2 separate regions of the Homo sapiens genome follow, and region 2 is linked to region 1. Evidence: chromatin contacts called from ENCODE Hi-C or POLR2A ChIA-PET data. All regions are on one chromosome and are shown on one strand. The core of a region is the stretch at or near the end of the contact, and the rest is flanking DNA. Distances in the headings are between cores, read along the strand shown.

Evidence for each region. A loop is a pair of places that touch in the nucleus more often than their neighbours do. ChIA-PET counts read pairs that join two places held with the same protein, here RNA polymerase II (POLR2A). Pooled maps may share reads with other maps.
Region 2: a loop to region 1 is called in a map of CD8-positive, alpha-beta T cell, with 25 times the contacts of the local background. The contact joins the enhancer-like site here to the promoter of CRACR2A in region 1. A Hi-C loop is called at or near these places in 3 of 168 maps with a recorded cell type or tissue (CD4-positive, alpha-beta T cell, CD8-positive, alpha-beta T cell and naive thymus-derived CD4-positive, alpha-beta T cell) and 4 of 50 pooled maps. POLR2A ChIA-PET finds 5 or more read pairs at or near these places in 1 of 52 experiments (activated CD4-positive, alpha-beta T cell).

Annotation. Positions count from the first base shown.
Region 1 is chr12:3,750,528-3,755,721 of GRCh38, reverse strand. CRACR2A (calcium release activated channel regulator 2A) reads left to right here and starts at 2,613. Exons shown (of 20, transcript NM_001144958.2): 1 at 2,613-2,707. RefSeq lists a silencer at 2,379-2,878.
Region 2 is chr12:3,971,368-3,976,561 of GRCh38, reverse strand. No RefSeq gene overlaps it. Among named protein-coding and RNA genes, the nearest start is that of LINC03141, 38 kb to the left of the region's middle. Within about 2 kb of position 2,386, at least 4 of the 41 ENCODE cell types and tissues checked have a DNase peak (open chromatin) inside an H3K27ac peak, as active enhancers do; they include CD4-positive, alpha-beta T cell and CD8-positive, alpha-beta T cell, where a contact is called at or near this core.

The DNA of each region.
Region 1 (5,194 bases), core at 1,364-3,863:
AGCCCTTCTAAGTGAGTGGCCTATGTCAGGGGTCCCCAACCCCAGGCCACAAACCGGTAATGGGGTACTGGTCCGTGAACCCTATTGAGAACTGTGCATGTGAGGGATCTAGTTTGCACACTCCTTATGAGAATCTAACTAATGCCTGATGATCTGAGGTGGAACAGTTTTATCCTGAAACCATTCCCACCCCCCACTCCCACCCCTGGTCCATGGAAAAATTGTCTTCCACGAAACAGGTTCCTGGTTCCAAAAAGGTTGGGGACCTCTGGCCTATGTGACTTCATAGGTCATATGCCCAGGAAGCCAGCCTTGCCTCGGTCTTATTCGTCACCTAGAGAGAGCTCAATAAATCCTCATTGAATAAACGAGTTTGGGTTTCTCCTGCAACACTGAATCATGTAATCATGGGGAAAGAGGAGGTGGAGATCCTCATCCTTCCCATGGTCCAGGCTAGCTCCATAGCCTGGGGCCAATCAGTGAGTATCAACTGTGCCTCAGTTTCCTACATCCATACATTGGAAGAACCATCTTTTCCCTGTCGCTTTTCTGCCACGGGCCAAGAGTAAAAGAGGCACGAATGTACAAGCTGAACTTGCAGCAGTTAATGTGATGGCTCTGTGATTCTGAAGGGCACCATGAGGCGTGGTGTTCTGTTAAAGAAAACGCCAGCAAATTAGAGACATCCCCATAGAAGCCAGAAGATGTGGTTAATGTTTGCAACATGAAATGTCTAGGTGTTCTGAGGTGGGCTAAAGGACAGTTGCTTTTCTTCCCTATTAAATAGGTGGTTAGACTCAGACACAAGGGAACAGGAAGCAGAATGGCATCAGAGACAAAGATGACTGCATGGAGTTTGGTGAGAAACCATCCTCAAAGCAGCAATTTTTTGGATGAGTCTCAGCCTTTCTGAGCCTCTGTTATTCCAACTGTGAAGTGATACAATTAACAATAACAAAAATTTGATAAGAGCAAATACATTTGGCATTTTTAATGAACCTACTACTATTCTAAGCCCTTTAAAGATACACATTTATTTCGATTCATAGAACACCCCATGATGCAGGAGCTGTTACTATCCACATTGTACTGATGGAGAAAGTTCCAGTAACTTGCCAAGGACGTAGCTGGCAAGTTGGAGCACTGAGATTCAAACCCAGGGCTTTGGCCTCCAGAGTCTGTGCACTAACCACTGTAATACCTCTGAGACTGTAAGGGGCAAATGAATGACAACGCATTGATTTAGAAGTGAAAGGCGATCTAAACGTGCAAGTATTAACACTATTAAAAACAACAATAACAATGGTAGGTACCTCCGATGCCTCTGACCTTATCTCTCTGGTCACAGTTTTCTGCTCTGTAAAATGGGTGGGCAGGCTTTACACTGGATAATCTCTGAGGCCCCTTCCACTTCTCAGATTCTGATAATGAAATGTCCTTCTTTCCTCACATAAGGCTGAGAGAAGGTCAAGCCACCAGCTTGCAGACCTTGGGAGTTGACACAGGGAAGCATACCCAGGACAGAGCCAGAAAAGCCAAGGCACGCAGTAGGGACACACCAGAGGGCAGGCCTCAGAGCCCCTGACAGCCTTCTGAAACTCTGGCAGGGTGGAGGGAGGTTGTGGGCTAGTGGCTGGCTGGGCTGCAAGGAGAAGAAAGGACTCCACAGAGTAATTTATAACAGCTGCTCAGTAAGTGCTAATTTGTTTCTCTCCACCTTGGAATAGGACTTAGCGCGTGTGAGAGGGGGATGCTACTACATAAACCAGTACCAGAAAGATGGGCTTGCCAGGAAAGAACTGGGGCACTCTGCAGGGGCAGTGTCTGGGGAAGGGTTCTCCAAAAAGGTGACATTTCAGAGGGGCCTGGATGGATGAGTAGGATTTCAACAGGCAGAGATGAAAGGGGAGGGTGTTCCAGGCAAAAAGAAGAACTCCCAGCAGCCATGAAGAACAGCTGGTGTTTGGCAACAGCTAGTGTGTCCAGAGCGAAAGTGTTGTGTGTGTGTGAGGGAGAGAGGGTGAGGCTGGAAAATTAGGTTGTGGCCGGAGAGGGCAGGGTGGGCCTTGCCTTGTGCGCTAAGCTGAGGGGTTATCCTGCAGCCGGAGCACCTCGGGAGGCCTTTGAAGATTTACTCAGTGCTTTATTAACAAATACGTATTGGGTTTTTGGTGTTTTGTTTTGTTTTTAACGATTCATGCCCACAGTAGAATATATAGAAGAGTCAGAAAAGTATAAAGAATAAGGATCCCCTTTAGTTTCTGCTCCCAGAGGTAACAGCCGGAGTGACGCCGGGCTGCTGCCGGGTTTTCGGGGGTGCACTCCCAGACACCACCTCTCCAGTGAGCCAGCGAGGGCCGGACTGATGCCCCACCTTGGGAGCCTGAATCGGGGCAAGGGGCCTAGGGAGCAGCGGGACCCCGGAAGCCCGACCAGTCAGGCCGGCTAAGTCGGCAGCCGCCCCGCCCTCGCCACCCAGCCTCCCTGGCGGCCTCAGGTCGCGCCTGCAGGCCCGGACCCCACCGCTTGGCGCGCGCACGTCCCGGAGGGCGTCCAGGGGGCGCCGCTTCCCGTTCAGCTCCGCTGAGGGGCTGGTCCAGCCCGCGCGGCTCGGAGCGGAAAGAGTCGGGCGGAGCAGGCGGCTGCTTGACAGCTGAGAGCCGAGCGGGCGGCGCGGGCAGGTCCACGGGAAGCCTACACGCCCAAGGTAACGTGGAGGAAGGTTGAGGGTGGGCGGCCGGGGCGGCCGGGGGGCGGCGCTTCCTGCCTGCTCCTCCGGCTGCGAAGTGTGAGCGCGTGTCTGCCGCACATGGAACTCGCAGAGGGCCTGGATGGAGGCTGTGTGCCCTTGGGGGGGAACAGCTGGCTCCCCTGCCACCCCCAGGCCTGGCCTGGCCCTTGCTCCCCTCCCTGTCACTCGGTAACGGGACTGGAGGAGAGCCGAGAAGCACTAGGGTTTTGGTCAGGAAAGGACCTTAGGAACCCTCCAGCCTCATCCAGCCTCTTCATTTCACAGATGAGGAAACTGAGGCTCAGAATGGTAAAGTGACTTGCCCAAGGTCTCAAGTCTAAGAACCAAAACTCCTACCTTGCAGGTCAGTGCTACTAGGAGCCCTGGCCACGCAGGCAGCATCCACAACTGTTGCCATGCCGAGAAACAAAGAACCGAGACAGACAGTCAGAAAGACACAGAGAGAGAACCTCCCAGAGCAAAGGAAGGAGGTCAGGAAGTGGGCGGCTGCTGGGGCTTGGCTTCCGCCCTGGCCCCCGCGTGTGCTGGCCTGGCTGTGTGGCTCAGAGGCGTTGTGCTGACTCTGTCCGTGTGTGTGTGTGTCCGTGTGTGTGTGTGTCTGTGTGTGTGTGTCCGTGTGTGTGTGTGTGTGTCCGTGTGTGTGCGAGTGTGTGTCTGTGCACCCATGCATGCACGGGATGCAGCGAATGTACCCTGCCACGTGGGAAAGCCCTCTGAGTTCATTTATCTGTTTACACAGTGTGCTTAGGAACCTGCCCTGTTTGGCTCTGTGGAGGACACCAGGAGTCTCAAAGGAATTCGTTCTGTGTGACTCAAGAGGACAGAAAGAGCCAATCCGTGGGAGTCCCCAGGGTGGTCAGAGGGTCAGGAGGAAGAACCTAACTCATGAGGTGATGGGTTCCTTGTCTCTGGAAGAAAGCAGCATGTACCGAAGAGTCTTTTTATCAAGGATGTGGGCATAGGGATATGAAATCAGAGCAGTTTGCTCCACGTGGAATCAGCATTTTTGTTGAAGGGTCCAGAGTTCATGCCCCTTTTCAGGTGAAATGAATATGTACAACCTCATGGTTTAGTATTTGCCCATAAGAGCTACTTCATGCGCAGTTTTTAAGTGATAAGTGAGAGGCTTCAGGTATGGCTTCCGAGGTCCTGTCACCTCTCGGTTCTATAAGTGAGAGGCTTCAGGTACGGCTTCCGAGGTCCTGTCACCTCTCGGTTCTATACTATAAAGTGTGTAGAGGGAGTTTGGAGGAGGGAGGTTACTTCTGGAAGGAGTGACTCGCAGAGGGCGTCCTGGATGTGGCACTGAGGCCGGGCCTTGAATAGGAGGCTGGGTCTGGGCATCTTGGGGAAGGACGGCTGAGCAAAGCCGTGAAGGTGGGTTGTACCTGAGGAGCAAGGAGTAATGTAGTGGACAATCCGGTGAGGAGTGCTGCCTGGGAGAGATGGCAGAGGCTTGGAGTGTTACGAGTCTAGAAACTTCATTATTAAGCCTAGGGATATTTTGATGGTTTCTAAGAAGGGAAGTGTTGTTCCTGGAGCTGGGTTCAGAAGAACATGTCATCTGCACCTGGGTATGGGATGTACTGCAGTGGAGGAAGCTGTGGGAAGAGAACCTGGGAAGAAGCCCATTGCAGTCACCATGAGGGGTTGAACAGGGCTGGTGGGAATGGACAGGAAGGGGCTAAAAGGCTTGGGGGTAGGGGAAAAGTCATCTGCCATGTGCCAGGGCCTGTGGTAGGAGATTTTCATGTTTAATCTCATTTAATCCTCCTGACAACCTCATGAGGAGATTGCTATGATTGTTCCATATTGTAGAGGAGGAAACTGAGAGAGAGGTTAGGTGGTTTATCCAAGGTCATACAGAAAATAAGTGGTGGGATGGGGATTTTAACCCAGAGAACAATGGAGTAGATGCAATCTGGTAACTGAATAAATGTCAGGGACCAGAGCAGAAGAGACCAAGATGATGGCGATTTGGATTCCAGAGTTAGAGTGGCTGGTGATGCCACTGACAGAGATGGAACCCCAGGTGTGGGGGGTGATTGGAGATGCGTCACGCTGTGGTGAGCCTGCAGAAGGCAGGCCCCAGCACTGGGGCAGTGGCCGCAGTAGCCATCCATTCTGCCTTGGGGCTCCTTGTTGCAATGGTTTGCTGAACCTGTTGTGGGGAGGGAGGGTTGAATCTGCAGGCTGCCTGGGTACTGGCAATGCAGCTGAGAGAAGCTAGGGGAGAGCTAGTGAGGGATTCCTCAGGGACAGGCTAATCACCCACTGAGTTCACATCTCTCTCTTGCTTTTCTTCCACACAAAATAGTGTCTATTTTGTTGCAATGCACAGAGGACTCAGGCACTTGCCATGATACCTTAGGTGAGAATTAGTTCAGATTTTATATTTTCCAAGGCCCTGTTTCCCTCGTATGTTTCCCCTAGAGAAGAGCT
Region 2 (5,194 bases), core at 1,137-3,636, 220 kb before region 1:
TTTGTAACTTCTTAACCAGGATCACCACCCTCTTTGTCACTTCACGACGTTGACTGTCTCTCAAAGGTTGGAGATCACAGAGCAAGCCTCACAGAAGCTGATGAGCTCTTCCTAGTGGTTTTTGTGCACTTAGGGTACCCTCAAAGAATGCTGATGTCTGCCCACAGAGTCTAGAGGCCTCAAGTTTTTCCTATAGGTGAAGATAACTTTAAAAAGTGGCCATACTGTTTGAGGTCTGCTTTTTAGTGCATCTTCTACAAAAATGTTCTTTATTAGGTTCACAGCACCCATTTAAATTACTCTCCCATTTCTACTTGTTTGAAATTAGATCAGAGTTCAAAATAATATAATACATGGGTAGTATTAAGTATCTTGGTACTTAACTTCAAAGTTGTTGAACAGTTCTGAATAACATTTTCACCTACTGGAGGGGTCTGCATTCTATTTTGAATAGCCAATCACTAGCTTTTCTATTCTATTGTGGTTGTTTATAAAAGTTAATGTGCAGTTGTTTTTTAAATTTCTCCCTTTAACTTTTTGAATTCTCTGCTCTGTATTTAGCTGCCATAAAGAAACTTCTTTAATGTTAGACAGAAAAACACATCCTGCTTATCTTGTTCGGTTAGCTCTTCGCTGGTCCCTGTATGTGTCTACATTGTAGAAAATGAAGTTAAGTCATGTCTTTGTTATGGATTTTCCCTGGAGAGGTTTCCCCTTGATTTTGCAACTAGTTAAGTTTCCTTTCACTGATTGCCAAGGATTGTTTTAAAACAAACAAGCAAACCAACTTCATCGGAAAAGCACAGTAAATATTAGCCAGCATCACTAATAACTAAACAATGGTATGTAAGTACAGTAAGCTTTAAAGAAACACAGAAGATGCACTGTTTCTCATAATAATAATGGCTAATACTTCCTGTGTGTCAGGCACTGTTTTAGGTGCTTTATACCTTTTTAATGAAATAATCTTTAGGAAAACTGTATTAGGTAGATTGTTTATTATGTCAAACTTATAGATCATGAAACTGAAGCAGAGTGAAGTGAAGCACGTTGGCTAAGGTCATGCTTTCGTTACCGGTGGGGCTTGGATTTGAACCTGGGCAGTCCGAATATGAGTATCACCCGTGACCCTTATCTCCAGTACCTTCTGCTGTACTGTACCAGCCCACTCCCAATCTACAAAACAGAGAAGCAATTAAGCCAGGTCATTAAGTAATTTGTTATACATAATAGTATACACAAGAATGCTTGGGTAACATTGAATTTTTCTTAACTTTGGAAATGACCTTATAGTACTATCTTTTGTGCAAAAGCTGCTGAGGACATAATTCTCGCTCAGGAGTCAGAAGACTTTTTCTGTCAATGGCTAGGTAGTAAATATTTTAGGCTTTGCTGGCCTTACGGTCTTGGTTGCACCAACTCAGCCACTCAGGGCAAAAGCAGTCGTGGGCAATAGGGAAACATGGGCATTGGACACTCAAATTTTACTTTCATATCATATTCATATGCCACAACATATACTTCCTCTTTTGATTTCAGAAAAAAAAAAAAAAAGTGAATTTTTTTTTTTTTTTTTGGCGACAGAGTCTTGCTCTGTCGCCCAGGCTGGAGGGCAGTGGTGCGATCTCGGCTCACTGCAACCTCCGCCTCCCAGGTTCAAGCAGTTCTCTGCCTCAGCCTCCCAAGTAGCTGGGACTACAGGTGCCTGGCACCAGGCCTGGCTAATTTTTGTATTTTTAGTAGAGATGGGGTTTCACCATCTTGGCCAGGTTGGTCTTGAACTCCTGACCTCGTAATCTACCCGCCTTGGCCTCCCAAAGTGCTGGGATTACAGGCGTGAGCCACCGTGCCCGGCCAATCATTTTTAGTTTATAGGCCATGCAAAAACAGGCAGCAGGCAGGATTAGGTCAATGGACCCGAGTTTGTTAAGCCCTGTTCTTGCTAGCTGATTCTTCCACCTCATCGTAAGCTCTCCAAGGCCTGGGACCATGTTAGAGTCAGCTTGGCACACTACAGACATTTAATAGAAGTTTGTTGAGTTGAAAGGAATTGAACTTAGAAAGGGGGAGGAGAAGGAAGGCACTTCAGAAACCCCATCCTGCTTCATGCTCAGACAGGAACTAAACTCAAACAAGCGTGGGACATTCCTTCTTCCCTGCATACCTCACTTGCTTTTTGTAATAGTTTTGTTCACTTTTGATTGCACTGGTACCTGGCTTATCCAGGTCTATAGCTCTCACTATCTCTGTATGGCAGGTTTCAGACTGCAATTTGTAGATAGAGATCTTGAACGAGAGAAGAAGAGGCTCCCAGCTTCCTCTGCTGGGCTCTGGGCCAAGCTGTCCCTGTGGCACTTCAAGAGAGACAGGGACCTTCCAGGGGATTTAGTGGTTCCTCATTTGGCTGAGTAGCAAATCAGAATGCTTCTTTCTGATTTCTGCTCCTGATAGCATGGCACACAGATCAAAGGAAGAAGTGCTCCCAATAATACTGAAACCTTCTGCCTCCAGCTGCACAAGAACTATTTGGAAAGTGTGTGACTCTAGAAGGTATGCAGCTTAGAGCAGAGTAGAGGGCACCTCACTGAGGTTTTCTAAAGATCTATGAATTTGAGACCCTTATGATTCTGGAGCAGGAGAAATTCCAGTTGTCCTATCATATAGGCAGGCTATGACCTCTGAAGCCTTTTCCTAGTTGGAGACTCAGTTACTAGAAACAAAACCCTCATCCTCATCTCCAGATGAATCTGAAGAGTTCTATAGCCAATAAGGGTTAGCCTGGCACAAAGGCAATTTCTGGCTGCTTTTAGAGTGCGGGCGCTTCCTCGTGGGTGCCTTTCTGTGTGCACCTGCAGTGCCGGCATTGGTCACCGCTGAGGAGCCACCAGCCTGGAGCTGGGTTTTGGCAGGACAGAGTAAAAAAAAAACCGGGTTTTTCAGTTTGGATGGGATATATTTCAACTGAGCACGAGAATCTTCCCCCCACCCACGTTCTCCAACATCATCTACTCTGAACAAAACCTCCGTAAGACTGCTTCGATAATATGATTTATCTCCTTTTTCTGTTCAGCTCTGCCTTTAAAAAGTGTTAAACTGGTTAAGAAGGGGATTTCCCCAGGAGCGTGGCATGAGTTCTTTCTCTCTTTGGGAGATGTGCTTCCAATTTTTTGCGTTCTTTGCTGAGATAATCAGCAGTTTTTGTGTTTTTTTTTTAAGATGGAGTCTTGCTGTGTCACCCAGGCCGGAGTGCAGTGGTACAATCTTGGCTCACTGCAACCTCCGCCTCCCAGGTGCAAGCGATTCTCCTGTCTCAACCTCCCATTCTTTCTACTCTTCCTTCCCATTTTTACTGTACTTGTCCCTGAGTCTAGAATTATGCACACACCAAGCAGGGTGTTGCCTAGTCTGGAGATCTGAAGGGATCCCTAAGGTTTTTCCTCAGAATTGCCTGATATTTTACTCTTAGTGACTCACTTCTTTGGGTTAAGCATGAATTCTTTATTATATTTTTAAAAAATCAAAACAAAACAAGAACAAACTTGGCAGGAGTGATGACTTGTCATGGGAACAGTAATTATCACAGGAAAAACCCAGGTTTCTTCCTGATATGTCACGAAGAGGTTCAAAGTAGATGGAATATAGTGTAGGGTCAAGAACACCAAAGTTCCAGGAGCTTCTAGTCAAGAAAGTGAACAATGGCTTCCCCTTCCACTTCAACCAAAACCCCTCACTCTTCACCACAGCCCACAAGGCCCCTCGTGATCTATTTCCTGCCAACCTCTCTCACTCCACCCTGGGTCATGCTCATTTCTTTCATGGTGCTTCAGCCAGAACATCTTTTATTTCTGCTTCTCAAACATATCAAGCTCCTTCCTGCCTCAGAACCTTTGCAGATGCTATTCCCTCTGTCCAGAATGCCCTTCTTCCAGATGCTTACATGGCGACTTCCTGTCATTCAGGCGTCCTTTGACATACCATTTCCTGACCACCCAATCTAAAATTGCCCACAGATATTCTCCATTACATTGCCTCAAATTGCCTCATTTTACTTTCATAGTGTTTACCACTCTCTGAAATCATCTTTTTTTTTTTTTAAAATGTGCTTCTTTCTTGTGATTGTCCTCTCATAAAATGGTAAACCCTATGAGAAAAGAATCTTCCCAATCTTAATTATTAAATAAATGAATCAAAGTAAGGGTCAGACCTTCCAGCAAGGATTAAAAGCAAAGAGATAGGAAGTTTAGGGGGAGGCGTAGCAGTGACCTGGAAGTCATAGACAGGTGTCCAGGTCATCTCTGGGAGCCTTAGAGGTTGGTGCTCCCTGGGAGGGGTGGTGGGTACATCTATGTAAGGTCTCTGAGAAGGCTTAGTCAATAGGACTCCTCTTTCCTACCCTGATTCAGATCCCTCAGATAAATAAGACAAAGGAGGCCGGGCGTGGTGGCTCACGCCTGTAGACCCAGCACTTTGGAAGGCCAAGGCGGGTGGATCACAAGGTCAGGAGATAGAGACCATGGTGAAACCCCATCTCTACTAAAAATACAAAAATTATCTGGGAGTGGTGGCTTGTGCCTGTAATCCCAGCTACTTGGGAGGCTGAGGCAGGAGAATCGCTTGAACCAGGGAGTCAGAGGTTGCAGTGAGCCAAGATCACACCACTGCACTCCAGCCTGGTGACAGAGCGAGACTCCATCTCAAAAAATAAAAAATAAAAATAAAAATCAGCTCATTCATTGCATCATCTGAGCACACCATCCCTTACAGTGATTCTCCCCATTATGTAACCTTACGGCACCATCGATCTCTTCCGCAGAATACGTGCCAAAGTTGTAATGGTGCATTTAGTTGTGTGATTCTTGTATTTACTTTAAAAAAAAAAAAAACCATTTATTATGGAAATTTTCAAACATTTGCAAAAGTAGGGTAAATAGTAAAAATAACTCCATGTGTCCATTGCCCAGTTTTAACAACTATCTACTCATGACTAATCTTATTGATTCATTGTCTTTTATAAATTTTCTAGACAGTGTTTTTTTTTTCTCACCACTTTGTCCCTGGCCTGACTCATATAAGGCACACATCCTTTGAAAGAATGACAGACTGAATGGATGAATGATATGCTGTGCATTACGCAAAAGGACAGCGCAGGCTGCCGAGAACATAGATGATGTGTTGGTTAGCTGGGGCTACCACA